Linked DNA regions of Homo sapiens: region 2 is linked to region 1. The links are chromatin loops, found by intact Hi-C in ENCODE. Cell type or tissue: GM12878. All regions are shown on one strand. Region 1 overlaps DDHD1 (DDHD domain containing 1). Region 2 overlaps LOC105370502 (a long non-coding RNA gene).

Region 1 (2,500 bases):
GCACAACACATTCTGGGTTTTAAGGAGGAGAGAGTAAATGAAGGGAATCTGAATGTATGTGCATGTACTTACATATACACTTGCTTGTGAGTAGGCATTGGGTAATGGTGGTGAGAGTGTTGTAGAGTTGAAACTAGGGATACTGAGTTTACGTAGGAGGCTTCTGAAATAAAACAAGAAATGATTAGTGTGAACTCAAATAATGACTGTAGGCCTGATAAACAAGGGATGAATTTGAGAGTGATTTAGGAGATGGAATAAACAGCATTTAGTGTCCAGTTGTAAGAAGTACTTGAGGAGGCAGCATCTTGGATGACTCCCAGGTTTCTGCCTTGGGTAGCCACCTAAATACTGTCAGCTTTCCATTCACTGTGATAGGGAATGCAGGTGGAAAAATGGGTGTGTGTTTTGTTTTGTTCAATTTTTTTCCAGGAAGCTAAGGGTTTCATGACTATTTGTGGTTGAACACCAGTAAAGAACCTCTACTGCTTGGGAGGTGAGAACTAAATGAGAGCTGAAAATGCATTTTGTATTTGAGAGTATAGGTTGTATTATGTAGTAGAAAGAGCTTGAATGAACTTTGAACTCAAACTTTGGTTGGAATCTTGGTTCTCACATTACTAGTAGCTATGTGCCTTTAAGCAAATTATTTAGTTTCACTAAGACTTAGCTTATTCATTTGTAAAGTTGGGAGAATGATAGCCTTTTAAGATTATTGTTAAATGAGATGAGCTTCTGGGTCTGGAAGATAATGGCAACTGTCCAAATCTAAATCTCTCCGCATGTCCTCCCCAAAAGCTGTAAGAACAAAAGGACTCCACACACACATGCACACACACATATATATACACAGAAACCATACATAACTGACACTTTCAGCACTACCGCAAGACAGATGATACCATGAATTTTTAATTACCTTTATACAAGGAAATAGCACATTACAATGGTTCCTGTTGCTGCTACAAACCTGTGAGTGGGAAGAGCTGGGTAAGGAAAGGCTTAAGAGACTGAGAAAATAGGAGAAGGGAACAGAGGTTAAAATAAACCACAGGCAACATCACCCTCAGAAAAAGTCCTCAGCGTTGCCAGGTACAAAGACAGGCCTAGGACTTGGTAATTTATAGAACTAGCTACAGGAAGCTGTATGAAAGTGAGAGGGGCCACAAGCAGCAGCTTCAGAGTAGCATTGCTCCTAGAAGAGACAGAGAAAAGAACGACACCTCTTGGAGGCATGGCAGCAAGAGGAAAGGAAGGAAGTGGGGATAAAATTGAGGCTTCTAGAGAAATGAAAGAGAAACAAGGCACGGCAACCCAACCCCCACCCAACAACTCCACCGTAACACCGTCCATTATAGGCGCTCCTCTTTACTAATCTGCAGAAGTGAATGCTCTTAAACTAAGAACCCAAGAACCCTATGCTCAAGAATAGAAATGAATCAAATGCTACACAAAGCTACTTTAAGAGGAATATAAAAATTTGAAAGAAAGTGTTTCAGTTGATAAAACTTCTCCCCAAAAAAGCAAATGCAAAGGGAAAGGGCATCTCAGTGCTCCAACCAAATAAAATATTCTCAAACAAATCTGTGAACATACTACAAAAACCACAAACTTAGAAGCAGAAATCTAAACTCTGACATGAAAAGAAGTGAAAAAGGAAGAAGTGCAACAAAATTTGATTGAACACAGGAAAGAAATTGAAGAGAAAGGCAAAGCCATCTCGGGAGACTACAGTAATCCAGCTTTATAGCTGTGGTTTCGCTTTCTGCAGTTTCAGTTAGCCACAGTCAACTAGAGTCCAAAAATATTAAATGGAAAATTCCAGAAATAAGCAATTTTAAATTGTTTTTGTTTTTTGGTTTTGGTTTTTTTGAGACAGAGTCTTGCTCTGTCACCCAGGCTGGAGTGCAATGGCACTGTTACCAGGGGTCCTTGCTCCCAGAGCTCCCAAGATGGCAGCGGGCTGCTTCCAAGCTTGTGGCAAGTCTCACGTTCTCTGACCTGGGGTTCTTGGCCTCACGGATTCCAAGGAGTGGAATCTTGGGCCATGCAGTGAGTGTTATAGCTGTATTAGAAGCCGTGGGTCACGGAAGAGAACCTTGGAACCCAGTGACTAGTGTTCAGCTCAATTAGGATGAACCCGGGCACTTAGCTGTGCAGGAACAATGGCAAGCCTTTAGCCCAGTCGGGAAGAGCAGTGGGCGCCTCGCTGGATCAGGAGCACAGCAGACACCCTGCCGGATCCGGAGGGATGGAAGTCAGCGGCAGGTCTGCGATGGTGGCAAACAGCAGTGGTGGATGGGGAATGAAAGCTCAGCTCGAGCCGTAACAAACACGGACCAGAAAAGAGTGCAGTTGCAAGATTTAATAGAGTGAAAACAGAGCTCCCATACAAAGGGAGGGGACCCAAAGAGGGTAGCTGTTGCTGGCTTGAATGCCTGAGTTTATATCCTGATCATTGTCCCTCCCGCTGTGCTCTCAGGCAATAGATGATTGGCTA
Region 2 (2,500 bases), 72 kb before region 1:
AACAATCAAGGACGACTCAAAGGTGAGAAGCAAGATGGAGTTAACTACGTCAGATTTCTCTTACTGTCATACTTTCACAATGGCAGTTTCAAATGCTCCTCATGATGATAATGTCTGTGGTGACAGTGATCCTAATATTCTCTGTCCCTTTGTTAGATATGAGTTCTAAATTTCTTTTCAAAGAATCAATATGTTAGTATGTTCAATTATTTGCCTTCTACTTTTAAACTTAACTTCTTCATAAAGCAATGTCTTTCGATTACCTGCTCCACCGACTCATTCCGATTACCTGCTCCACCCTGACTCATTCCGATTACCTGCTCCACCCTGACTCATTCCGATTACCTGCTCCACCCTGACTCATTCCGATTACCTGCTCCACCCTGACTCATTCCGATTACCTGCTCCACCCTGACTCATTCCGATTACCTGCTCCACCCTGACTCATTCCGATTACCTGCTCCACATTGACTCATTCCAATTACCTACTCTGTCATAACCATTTTTCCCCGCCAAACCACTTACCCCGTCACTCTCTTTAAATTAGCCAATTGGAATTAGTTTAGCCTGTGTGGTCTAACCCTAGCCAACAGGGGAATGCCACAGCAGCAGAGGCCATGTGCATCAGGGATAAGAACCCCTTCCCCTCCCTTGTCCAAGTGTGTGCTCACCATTGCTCCATCTGTAAGGGCACACCCTTCTATAGAAGTGACTTGCCTTGCTGATAATTAAAAAGAAAATTTTATACTTGAGTGCTATTTGTTTTGCAGCACCAAAACTTTACTTATAACAATTTGGGGGCTCGCCTGTGATTACATTCCCCTCCAGGGGTGGTCTCTGGTTCTCTCTCGTGAGGAGGTGTGCCCCACCCCCTTGTGGCAGCCTCAGGGGTGAGAAATCAAGACCTACCCAGTGTGAGGAATAACCTGAGCTCTCAGCAACATGGAAAGAAACTGGCCAGCAACCTAGCTTAAAGTATCCTCACATACTGCCGCGATGGCTCTGTGCACAGACCAAGGAAGGAGAAGCCCACAGGAGCCAGTAAAGTATTTCTTTGGTGGTCAGGACTAAGGAAAAAGCCAGGGGGCGATAAAGCATTCATTGGTTAGGACATACCAAGGACAGAGAAACCGCAGGGGCAGTAAAGCATTCCTTAGTCGGGACTAGGGAAAGAAAGCTGCAGGGGGCGGTGAAGTACTCCTTAGTCAGGATGTCTTGGAGGTTAAAAAGAGGTGAGAAATCCCCATTGGGGGGTGCTGAATCTCAAAAAGAGGTGAGAAATCCCCATGAGGAGGGGTTGAACCTCAGAAAGTGGTGAGAAATCCCCATGCTGAGAGTGAACCTCAAAAAGAGGTAAGAAATCCCCATGCGGGGGGTTGAACCTCAAAAAGAGGTGAGAAATCCCCATGGGGGGGGTTTAACCTCAAAAAGAGGTGAGAAATCCCCATGGAGGGGGTTGAACCTCACACAAACCTCTGGTAGTAAGAAAAATATTCAGAACTCCCCTTTCCTTTCTTCTCAGGGGAAGAAAGAATAGCTCCACTCCCGCCGGTTGCTCTCATAGGGGAAGGCGAAGGAGAGGGGAGAACAGCAGCATAAGCGGCTGGCAGAGGCAGGGAAAGACCAGCAGAGAGGACAGAGAAAAGAGAGAGAGAAAAAGAGAGGCAGAGAGAGAGAGAGGAAGAGAGAGAGAAGAAGAGAGAGAGACAAAGACGGAGTCGAAGAGAGAGAGAGGCAGAGACAGAGGAAGAGACAGAGAGACAAAGAGGGAGTCAAAGAGAGAGAGGGAGAGACAGAAAGTCAAAGAAAGAAAGAAAGAGAGAGATAGAAGTAGTAAAGAGAAAACAGTGTACCCTATTCCTTTAAAAGCCAGGGTAAATTTAAAACCTATAATTGATAATTGAAGGTCTTCTCCATGACCCTATAACACTCCAATACCACTTTGTTGTCAGTGTAAACAAGGGCGTAGCCCGAAAGCACTGAGGCCACTGACAACCCATAGCCTTCCTAATCAAAAATCCTTAACCCAGTAACCCGCAGATGGCCCAAATGCATTCAATCTGTAGCGGCAACAGCTTTGCTAACAGAAGAAAGTAGAAAAACAACTTTTGGAGGAAACCTCATTGTGAGCACACCTCATCAGGTCAGAACCATCCTAAGTCAAAAAAGAAAAGAAAAAAAGAAGCAAAAAGGTAGCTTACTGACTCAAGAACCTTAAAGTATAAGGCTATTCTGTTAGAAAAAGATGATTTAACATTAACCACTGAAAATTCCCTTAACCCTGCAGGTTTCCTAACAGGGATCTTAATTACCTTACAAAGGTCCAACCAGACCTAGGAGGAACTCCCTTCAGAACAAGACAATAGATGGTTCCTCCCTCCCGGGTGATTGAGGGAAAAAGACACAATGGGTATTCAGTAAATGATATGGAAACTCTTGTAGAAGCAGAGTTAGGAAAATTACCTAATAATTGGTCTGCTCAAACATGCCAGCTGGTTGC

What was found. Peaks named below come from ENCODE experiments on the same cell type or tissue, not always from the same donor. Only the 100,000 strongest peaks of a DNase experiment are listed, where the experiment ranks them.
Region 2: a loop joins it to region 1, with 7 times the contacts of the local background. A loop is called at or near these places in 2 of 110 quality-filtered maps.

Annotation. Positions count from the first base shown.
Region 1 is chr14:53,107,926-53,110,425 of GRCh38, reverse strand. All of the region lies in intron 1 of DDHD1 (DDHD domain containing 1), which reads left to right. Among named protein-coding and RNA genes, the nearest start is that of DDHD1, 44 kb to the left of the region's middle. RefSeq lists an enhancer at 1,111-1,410. In GM12878, no CTCF peak of the experiment used is centred here; a DNase peak (open chromatin) is centred at 1,215; H3K4me3 peaks cover 2,304 bases; H3K27ac peaks cover 2,500 bases.
Region 2 is chr14:53,179,676-53,182,175 of GRCh38, reverse strand. All of the region lies in intron 3 of LOC105370502 (a long non-coding RNA gene), which reads right to left. Among named protein-coding and RNA genes, the nearest start is that of DDHD1-DT, 28 kb to the right of the region's middle. RefSeq lists an enhancer at 995-1,574. In GM12878, a CTCF peak has its summit at 1,158 (motif pointing right); a DNase peak (open chromatin) is centred at 1,295; H3K27ac peaks cover 972 bases.